Regions from separate parts of the Homo sapiens genome. Here region 1 is linked to region 2. Evidence: read pairs that join two places in POLR2A ChIA-PET (ENCODE). Cell type or tissue: OCI-LY7. All regions are shown on one strand. Links, peaks and the distances in the headings refer to the core of each region. The heading gives the core; the rest is flanking DNA.

The links. Peaks named below come from ENCODE experiments on the same cell type or tissue, not always from the same donor. Only the 100,000 strongest peaks of a DNase experiment are listed, where the experiment ranks them.
Region 1: POLR2A ChIA-PET joins it to region 2 with 10 read pairs; 5 of 35 experiments call an interaction of 5 or more read pairs at or near these places.

What each region holds. Positions count from the first base shown.
Region 1 is chr11:118,392,207-118,397,584 of GRCh38, forward strand. UBE4A (ubiquitination factor E4A) reads left to right here. Exons shown (of 20, transcript NM_001204077.2): 19 at 532-689; 20 at 4,108-5,378. The coding sequence ends at 4,234. The region is part of intron 3 of LOC100131626 (a long non-coding RNA gene); the gene reads right to left. Among named protein-coding and RNA genes, the nearest start is that of ATP5MG, 6.7 kb to the right of the region's middle. In OCI-LY7, for the core only: no CTCF peak of the experiment used is centred there; no DNase peak of the experiment used is centred there.
Region 2 is chr11:118,260,826-118,266,203 of GRCh38, forward strand. It overlaps MPZL2 (myelin protein zero like 2), which reads right to left and starts at 3,472. Exons shown (of 6, transcript NM_005797.4): 1 at 3,271-3,472; 2 at 2,106-2,272; 3 at 1,613-1,823. The coding sequence starts at 3,328. RefSeq lists an enhancer at 3,224-3,273. In OCI-LY7, for the core only: CTCF peaks have their summits at 383 (motif pointing left) and 3,623 (motif pointing right); no DNase peak of the experiment used is centred there.

The DNA of each region.
Region 1 (5,378 bases), core at 354-5,353, 130 kb after region 2:
GGACTTCATCTTTGTTTAGAGCTTAGCCAGGTGGATCCCTGAGGAACTCAAGTTGTGAAGGAATTAAATGTCAAAATGACTTTAAAATTCCTATACCTGTTTGTATCAAAAATCAAAAACTGCTTTTCATACGCAGGCTGCATGAGTGACTCTAATTATGCAAATAATACCCTCCTCCATTCTCCCTTCTCCATCCACTTTTGAATTATGGCATTTACAACAGAACTGTTGCCAGATGGATGTTATATCTGATGTATTTCTTTTCCTCCTAACATTTAAACCCATTTCCAGTATGACTGCCAGCAGCTGAGCCAACCTAAAGGTCCAGAGTTGGGGCTCAATGCTTAATTTGTTCTTAGAATATCTTGGCTTGTTTTTGAGAAAATGAAGCTCACGTGTGTCACTGTCACTGTCAAGGGTTATTAATGACCTGTTTTTTTATTTTTGAGATGGAGTCTTGCTCTGTCATTGAGCACGCTGAATTCAGCTACACTGTGAATTCACTTTAACTACCAGATGTTGTATACTCAGTCTCTTGCAGACCTCCAACAACAGGAAGAGGAAACCTATGCAGATGCCTGTGATGAGTTCCTGGATCCCATTATGAGCACACTGATGTGTGACCCTGTGGTGCTGCCATCTTCCAGAGTCACTGTGGATAGATCCACCATTGCAAGACATTTGCTCAGGTAGGCCAGTCCCAAAAACAGACTCAAGAGCATATATATATATTAGTTTGCTATCTTTTTCTCCCAGGCACCTAAGACAGTACTTTGCACCCAACACATACCACATATTATTGATTTACTGATATGTTGGAAGACATTTTGGTTTCAATTGCTAGGATATAAACATTTCAAAACAAAACATTCTGTTGAGAAATGCTAACTCTAACCTCACCTCTTCCTGCCTTAAGAAAATAATTTCTGGCCGGGTGCAGTGGCTCATGCCTGTAATCCCAGCACTTTGGGAGGCCGAGGCAGGTGGATCACTTGAGGTCAGGAGTTTGAGACCAGCCTGGCCAACATGGTAAAACCCCGTCTCTACTAAAATACAAAAAATTAGAGGGGCATGGTGGTGCGCACATGTAGTCTGAGCTACTCAGGAGGCTGAGGCAGAAGAATTGCTTGAACCCAGGAGGCAGAGGTTGCAATGAGCCGAGATCGCACCACTGCACTCCAGCCTGGGCTCAGGTGATCCTCCTACCTCAGCCTCTGGAGTAACTGGGACTACAGGCATGCACTAACACGCCCAACTAATTTTTGTATTTTTTGTAGAGACAGGGTTTCACCATGTTGCCCAGGCTGGTCTTGAACTCCTGGGTTCAAGCGATCCAACCGCCTCAGCCTCCCAAAGTACTGGGATTACGGGTGTGAGCCACTGTGCCTGGCCTGTTTTTTTATTTTTGCGACAGAGTCTCGCTCTGTCACCAAGGCTAGAGTGCAGTGGCGCGATCTCAGCTCACTGCAAGCTCCGCCTCCCAGGATCAAGTGATTCTTCAGCCTCAGCCTCCCGAATAGCTGAGACTACAGGTGAGCACCACCACATCTGGCTAATTTTTGTATTTGTAATAGAGATGAGGTTTCACCATATTGGCCAGGCTGGTCTTAAACTCCTGATTTCAAGTGATCCTCCCACCTCAGCCTCCCAAAGTGCTGGGATTATAGGCATGAGCCACCTCACCCAGCCTGCTTTTTCTAATTCAGGTTTTACACTATATTCACCATGTGGATTAACTCACGTTCTGTTGCTGTTGTTGTATCAGCTGTGGTAACCATGAACTTTCCCCAGCCTGCCTATTCTTCGGACAGTCTGCCCCATTATAACTATAGAAAAGACAGGAATGAAGCAATAAATGGTAGCTTATTAGCTGCTTAATGGGCCCCTTAACTTTTTTTAGTCCGGCATTAGAAAGAAATGAGTACTGAGAGACTCTGCCTATTTATATATTTATTTATCTATTTTTTTGAGACAGGGTCTTGCTCTGTCACCAGGCTGGAGTGCAGTGGCATGATCTCAGCTTACTGTGGCCTCACCCTCCCAGGCTCAAGCAACCCTCCCATCTCAGCCTCACCAAGTAACTGGGACCACAGGCCATGCACCACTGTTCCTGGCTTATTTATTTTTGTATTTTTTGTAGAGAAGGGGTCTCTCCATGTTACCCAGGCCAGTCTCAAACTCCTGGGCTCAAGCAGTCCACTCACATCAGCCTCCCAAAGTGCTGGGATTACAGGCATAGCCACCTTGTTTGGCCTCTCCATATTTAAAATTAAGTTATATCGAGCCAGGCACAGTGGCTCACGTCTGTAATCCCAGCACTTTGGGAGGCTGAAGCAGGTGGATCACTTGAGATCAGGAGTTCGAGACCAGCCTGGCCAACATGGTGAAACCCCGTCTCTACTAAAAATACAAAAATTAGCCGGGAGTGGTGACACATGCCTGTTGTAATCCCAGCTATTTGGGAGGCTGAGGCAGGAGAATCACTGGAACCTGGGAGGCAGAGGTTGCAGTGAGCCAAGATCACACCACCGCACTCCAGTCTGGGTGACAGAGCGAGACTCGTCTCAAAAAAAAAAAAAAAATTAAGTTATATCTCTACAAAAAATTATTTTTAATTAGCCAAGTATAATGGCACATGCCTGTAGTCCTAGCTACTCAGGAGGCTGAGGCAGATCGCTTGAGCACAGGAATTCAAGGCTGCACTGAGTTATGATGGCAGCACTGCACTCCTGCCTGGGCAGCAGAGCAAGACACCGTCTCTAAATAAACAGATAGATACATGTGGTATACTTTGACCCAAAGTTAAGGAAATTTTTAAATATTAAAAAGATGAATTTTTGGCCAGGTGCAGTGGCTTACGCCTGTAATCCCAGCACTTTGGGAGGCCAAGGCAGGTGGATCACCCTGAGGTCAGGAGTTTAAGACCAGCCTGGTCAACATGGTGAAACCCCATCTCTACTAAAAATACAAAAATTAGCTGGGCATGATAGCACGTGCCTGTAGTCCCAGCTACTCGGGAGGCTGAGGCAGGAGAATCCCTTGATCCTGGGAGGCAAAGGTTGCAGTCAGCCAAGATCACGCCACTGCAACTCCAGCCAGGGCAACAGAACAAGACTCCATCTCAGAAAAAAAAAAAAAAAAGAATTTTCTACCTCTTGGTATTTGGTATTAAGCATTCACTATATCGCTCGAAATGTGGCCCAACAAAAATTCATAACGTTTCTTAAAACATTACAAGAACTTATGTATAGGCCAAGACAGTTCTTCCAATGTGGCCTGGGAAGCCAAAAGATTGACATCTGTCATAAACCTTCTTATGTTTCAAGAAACCATAATCTGCATGTACTTGCATAACAATCAGCTGACTAAATCAAATGTTGGTCTACAAGGCTTTATTCCTTAACATCTCATACTGTTCTAAGAATCTGTCACTATAATTACAAATAGTTCTTTACACTGACATGAATGTATAGTGTCTCTGCCTTAGAGAAATCTAAAGGTGACAGAAGCATAGCATTTTTTAAGCCACTGTAATTAAATATCATCTGAACAGCAGTGTTGAGACAAAGTTTATTAAGAAATAGAGGCCAGGTGGGTGGCTCACGCCTGTAATCCCAGCGCACTTTGGGAGGCCAAGGCTGGTGGATCACTTGAGGCCAGGAGTTTGAGAGCAGCCTGGCCAACATGGTGAAACTCTGTTTCTACTGAAAATACAAAAATTAGCTGAGTGTCATGGTGCAGGCCTGTAATCCCAGCTACTTGGGAGGCTGAGGTCAGAGAATAGCTTTCACCCAGGAGGCAGAGGTTGCAGTGAGCAGAGATAACGCCACTGCACTCCATCCTGGGTGCCACTGCACCAGCCTGGGCGACAGGGCAAGACTGTCTCCAAAAAAAAAAAAAAAAGAAAGAAAGAAATAGACAAAGTAGCTACAAAAACTCCTGAATCATCTTGTTCTCACTCTTTCTAACCCCAACTCGGCATTTGACTCAAAGTTATAATGCACTCTGGCTTCATTCTTAAGATGCGACGCCCAGGTGTTCTGTTTTTGGCTTAGAATGTTAGAACTTATGGAAATAACCCTATTTCCCTTTCTCTCTTTGTCCCAGTGACCAAACAGATCCCTTTAACCGTAGTCCCCTCACCATGGACCAGATCCGGCCAAACACAGAACTAAAAGAAAAAATCCAACGGTGGCTTGCAGAGAGGAAACAACAAAAGGAGCAACTTGAATAGATACTGTGAACTAACCAAACCAAAACCAACCCCAGAGTGCAGATAAACAATTGTTTGTGGTTTCTCTCTTTCTGGTTCTGTTCCTTTTCTTTCTTCTTTTCTTTTTCTTTTTTTTTTTTTTTTTTACTAAATTAGAGAACTGCTCTTGCTGAAATTATGATAGTTAAGATTCCTAAGAACTTGACAATGCTCCCCTGGCTTGCAGGAAATTATACTTATTATAGCATCACCAAGTTTAGAAATCATCACTAATTTTCACCCTCTGTTGTCTCTTCATATTCTTCTTCCTTTTCCTAAATGAAATTATATTATTTCAACTACTAAAACTTCCCGCCACCCTGCTATTTCTCTTCCAATTACTGTTCAAACATTTTTGGTGAGTGCTGCTTTTATAAATATGTGATGTCACATATTTCAGTGACAGCTGATGTTATCAGAAAAATCCTGTTATCCTGTGTATTTACTAGTCCTCATGATCTAGACTTAACCCCTTTTCTGTGTTACAGAGTAACTTCACATAAAAGCAGATACCTTTAAGTTTGTGTAGACTTCTGAATAAGATGATAGACGAGAATTTTTTTTAAAAAAGGAATTTAAAGGAATCTTGTGCAACTTCTGTTGATAGCTCTTAATTTTGTTATACAGTCTTTTTAATGAGGATTGGTAGGGCAATCCTACCAATTGATGGGGGTGAGGAGACTGTTGGGCCCTTATTCTCTTATGAAAATCTGTTTCTACAAGGACTAGGCCTAAGTAGATTTAGGCAACGGGTATCATATCCATGAAAAATGTCATTTTAAGACACTAATATCAACAGTATATCTCAGTGTGTGAGATATATAAATACACATACACCCCATGTGCTTTTTTGTTGGTTTAGTGTAAACTGAGTACCACTTTATATTTTCTCTTCCATAGTGAGATGTATGCAGTATGTGGCCATGTTTACTAACATACTCATTCTTCACAAAATTCTGAGATTATAAAATGTATATAGTTAATATTTGTTTGAGCTTGTGACCTGACTTCTAAGAGCTACTTCTAACACAGCCTTAGGTCTTCAATTAACAAAGTAGGAAGTTGAGCACAACCTTGTCCACAGCCATTTTAAATATCCACTTAGCCCTGTGTAGTTGGTAGGTGG
Region 2 (5,378 bases), core at 130-5,129:
TCCCCTAAGCCACACTAGAGTCTGTGAACCCTGGTTTTCTTGTCCTTTAGCTTTATTTCTGATTATACTTCCATAAGCCCTCAGAGCCAGAAAGGACATTAGAGAATGTCTAGCCCAGGATTCCCAGCCTTGACTCCATGAAGGAGGATGGGGAAGAGGATGGAAGGTAGTCTGCAAGCCCACAGAATCCAAGTCTCATTTTGTATGTCTCCACTGTTTTATGGGAAGCAGGGCCATGGCTTTTATTTGATTCTCAAAGAATAATTATCCACATATATTTAAGAACCACTGATTTTTTGTGTGTTTAACCTCTTCATTGTGCAGATGAAGAAACTGAGGTCCAAAACCATTACATTATTTCTTTCAATACTCAAATGACTTCTGCAAGGTCACACAGCCCTCTATTGGTGGGGCATTGAGAAATGGTTTTAAACTGTACTATGAATGAAAGGAAATCGTACCACTGCACAGGCTTATATGTTTGGAGTAGTGTTGGTTAAGAGCACACACCAGAGAGCACTAGGTTGAAATACTTAGCTGTGTGATTTGAAGTAATTAACTTCTTTGAGCCTCAGTTTCCTCATGTATAAACAGAGATAATGATATTCATTTCTTGAGTTCTTAATAAAAAATAAAATAATTCATGTAAGTTGTTCCTTGCTGTGCCTGTACAAAATAAACACTCAATGTATGGTAGCTGTTAAGTACAATTCAGAGGTTGGGACATATTCACATTTATTATCTCATTTTATCCTCACTGTGATCCTTACTGTGTTATTCTCACTTTACAGATGAGGAAAATAAGACTTATTGATAGCTGGTAAATGGTAGCAATGACTCAAACCCAGATCTACAATTCATAAGTTTCGTGTACTTTGCTCTTTGTTGCTTGGCATGGTTTTCCAGATTGTCCTTTATAGGGATGCAGACAATACAATGCACCAATTTAGAGCACAGTTTTAGATTCAAAGTTGATTGGGTTTGAGTCCTAAGTTACTCCATTTATCAGCTACGTGACTCAGGGCAAATGACTTAACCTCTGTGAGCCTCGTTTCCTCATTGGCAAGATGGGAGGCATTAAATGCACAATAAACTGATGAGATATGTAAAGATTAAATAAAATGTGTCATGTAAAGCCCCTGACATTTGGGAAGTACTCAGTAAGTGTTAGCTCCCATCATTAGTACCTGCCTCCTAGAGTGGTGTGGGGATTCAATGAGATAGTGTATGTCATGCACTTTTGACGGTGCCTAGCATTAGAGTAGGTACTCAATAAGTATCTCGAATAAATGAGTGAGTGAACAGACCTGTTGTAAGCCTTTCATCAAAGAATTGCTCCCTCTCCCTTTCACAATCTCAATGCCATTTTTGTAACGGATTCTCTGAGTTCCTTTGCTTTACTTTCTGTTTCTTTCCACAGCCAAACAAAGCCTTTCTCTTTTTACCCCAGAACTCTTCGGTCTCCCTCTGAGGCTCCCAGTTCTGAAGGGCTAGTCCCTCTCTCTATCCATCACAAAAGATTGTCCCTCTCTCTCAGCCTTAACAAAGATTGCCCCTTTCTTTTCTACAAGCTCTCATCCTTTCCAAAACCACTGTTCCCTGCATAACCTACCAGTGTGCACGACGCTGAGCCGGATCTCCCCTATCACCCCATCAACATCAGGTGGGTTCTTCACCTGGCAGGTGTATGTCCCATTGTCGTCGAACTGCAGTTTCCAGAGAAGGATGGAGGCATCGTACCGCTCAGGATTCCCATCCCAAGACACCCGGTCCTTAAACCGCCCACTCATGGGTTGGAAGGGATCTATGTGGTAGTAGAATACCTAGAGAGGGGAAATGGCAAAAGGTCTTCTTACTCAGCACCCAGGCAAGGAGGCCAAGATGGTGGGAGCGGAAGTGAAACACCAGCAAACCCAACTGTCCTGTCTGCAGCTCTGTCACTTGCTTTCCCCTTCAACGGCCTCTCAGTCTCTGTCCCAAGAATTGTTTCCGAGCTTAACCTTGTGCTTGCTGCTAAGAAAAATACTGGAAGGGAAAGGAGAAATGGACTGGCTTATTATTTCCCTAAACAAGAGTACCCTGGAAAATGATGATAATCTACTTACAAACTGCTCAGGTCCCCCGTCTAGAGGACGAAAATTCCAGGTCACTGTTAGAGCATCACCCACAGGGGCAAAGCTGGAGAAAGTGCATTTTAACCGAGCATCTGTCCCATTAACAGCCTCCAGCACCCGGGAGGTATAAATTTCCACAGCTGCTATAGGCCAAAGAGCTGCAATGAAAAAGAAGAAAAAGAAGGGTTAACAGGGGATGTAGTATTGTGAGAACTTCTGCTGACACTTCCAAAATAAATATCTGAGTAGGACTTAAAGTAAAGTGAAACTGAGATGCCCCATCTCCCAAACTTACTTCACCCAGAATCTACATACTCCTACCTGTATGCAGCCTGGACCCTCCCATTCCATGTGACAACTAAACTACCACACAGCAAGCCTTCGCAGTGCTTTTACTTTCTCCACAGCATTAAAGCCTCGCCTCGTGGTACTGACTTCAAAACTGTTATAACAAACTACAAACATCCGCAAATAGAATTGAAAGCATAAACAAAAAATTAAAATGAATCATAACATTGATTAGACATTACATTATGTATTAAGGTTAAGCATTATGTGTTGTATGTAAAGTGGTCTCCTAGCAGGTAAGTTTTCCAGATGGGTCCTTAGGTGGATTTCATACTGTTACTAGTCTATTGCAGAAACTGAATTAATCAACTCCAGACAGCTTATGTTTGCCTGCACCCCTAGAACCTTTGTACCACGTGGCATTTTTTTAAACTTGATATTTACATTTAGAATGTGTGTGTTGGGGCACTTTCAAAATCACAGTAGGTCTCTCTCTAACAATCTCCACTTTCCTGGTGTTGCTGAGAGTCACAGACAAGACCCACACACAGAAATCCAAATGCCAAGTCCTGCCAGCAGTGGGAGGTTGAGAACAGCCACACACAAAAAAATGGCATGTAACCTGAGATTAGAAAGCCCTCTCTGTGCCTGAATCACTGGCAGCTGAACACACCTAAACCTGTTTGTCCGAGAGCAGTTCTCCAAAAACAGTCCACCAACTTTGGTTTCAGTAAAACCCAAAGTAAAACAAACTGTATCTGTGGCTCAGGCTCCCAAACAAAAGTCTTGCAACTTCTAAGACAATTAGCTAACTTTATAGAGTGAGCAGTGAAGGAGGAAACTCTGAGAGAAGCCCGCCGGCTCTTACCTGTGAGCTGTATGCCAAGGAGAAGAAGCACCGCACGAGTAGAGCTCTTGCCATACATGAGGGAAACCCAGCCTTGGCCCCAGAGACCGGACGGGGCAGACCGAGGGCTCCAACACCCTGCCAAGGCCACTCCGGGAGGAGCAAGCACCGCGTTTTCCCAGAGAGAGGAGTTTGAGTTGAGTTCCTCACCTGTGCCTGTGACTCAGCCCGCTCTGCCTGTGCACTTTTCTGAAATGAAAGGTGGGGCCTCAGCTCCCAATGCCCTCCTTCCTTTCCTCTCTCCCGCCCTCTACACGAACGAGCATGAGCACGTCTGCACAAAGGTCCCAAACTCCCGCAGTCCTCTCTTTACTTTCAGTTAATCTGACTGGGCTCTGGCCTCTAGATGGCCTCGGAAACAGCCAGAGGAGGTGGTGCCAGTCTGAAATGTCCCAGACTGTTATGGGTTTGGCCCCCACACGCCCTTTTAAAACAGGCTTTAGGCTTGCCTGGGAAGTGAATGTTGAAACTGTCCTGCAGTGATTCCACTTCTCAAAGCACCACCCCAGGGCCACATTCACTTGGGACTGGATTCGATACAATTTCAAAACGGGAGTCGGAATTCCTTAGGACCCTCTGTGGACAAAAAGCTGATACCCCTGTTACCACAAGGATTCCTGCACTTCTTCTAGTTTGTAGCTTTCCAGGAGACCTGGCAGAAACAACAAATCAAATCTCCATGCTTAACAATCCTTTACCTTTGAAGACTTTAAAAACAAATGAGGACACCATCCCTGCTCATTCACCCTGCCATCCGAGTGCAATCTACAAAGTGCTCTCCTGCTGATTGTTTCATCTCCATTAACGCCCTTGTGAAGCATTCCCATTCTACCAGTGAGGACGCTAAGAACCCGAGGAAGGTAAATGATTTGCCCAAGGTTGCACAGCTACCATGTGGCAAAACCAGAACTTTTCTTAAAAATCTAGCGTTCTTTCCACCAAATAACAGCTAATATGAACAATCAGACATGGGGCTCTCAAGGAAAAGGTTTTCATGATAACTTTGTTGTGCCTCGGATTTCATCTGTCATTTTTTGAATAGCTAAATGACTGAGAAGTCTAAAGAGCTGAGGAATCTAAACGAGAAAAGATGCCTCCTTGTCTGGAAAGAGGGTGGGTCATCTTTACAGATTAATGAAGCGGCACAGAAACATCGGTAGGAGGGGGATGAAGATTACACATGCAGTTAAGAAGTAGGCTGGGCTGGGAATCTAACCCTGAAAAAAGACAGATTGCGTTTATCCCTGGATTAGCAGTCTAGAAACTCTTCAGTCACTCATAAAATCTTCTAGCTGAATCCAGAGCAGAAAGGGTGGCAGGAACAAGAGAAGGCGGCAGGCTGAGTAGAAAAAAATAAAACATCATAAAGAGGGAAGAAAAGAGAAAATTCTACCAAAAGAGAGGAGAATGCAGAAGTGCAGAAAACAGAAAGCAACAGGAGAAAGATGACATGGGCATGGAGCAAAAACAGGTAGACAACCACAAAAATCCATTGTGTTGGAACTCAGAAAGCAGAGGTGGCCCCAAATGCAGACCAGCTGTGTGCTAGTGAAAATCTGTTGCATGGTGAGAGTTTCTGAAAACTGTGTGGCGTCTTTGTCAGATTCTAGTTCAGAAAGGGACCTAAAATCAGTCTGCTGGGGGAACCTTTCAGATGTTGGTGAGGAAGGATAAGATACAGCCTTTCTGGTATGTAGGTCAGAAGAGTTCAGCTCCAGGACCCTGAAAGAAAAAGAGTTAAGGAAACTTGATCTTGGTTGGCTTCCAACTTTGCAGGGAAATACAGCTACAGAGGAAGGAGAGGTAGAGCCAGGATTTTGAAGTCTACAGCAAATTGCAAAAACTGGTGAGAGGTAGAGTTACCAAAGAGCTCAGGGATGCAGTGAAAAGCAACAGGAGAAGAATCAGGGCAGGAAGAACTGAACAAACTGCCTGTTGTCAGGAGCAGAAATCCCTCCCCCAGGTAGCCAAACACCCATGAGCTGGTTGCCAGCCTTGCTCTGAGGGGCAGGAGTTATCCAGATCCCACTTCTCAGCTGAGTTCAAGTTCCTGGCTTAGTGCCTGGCAA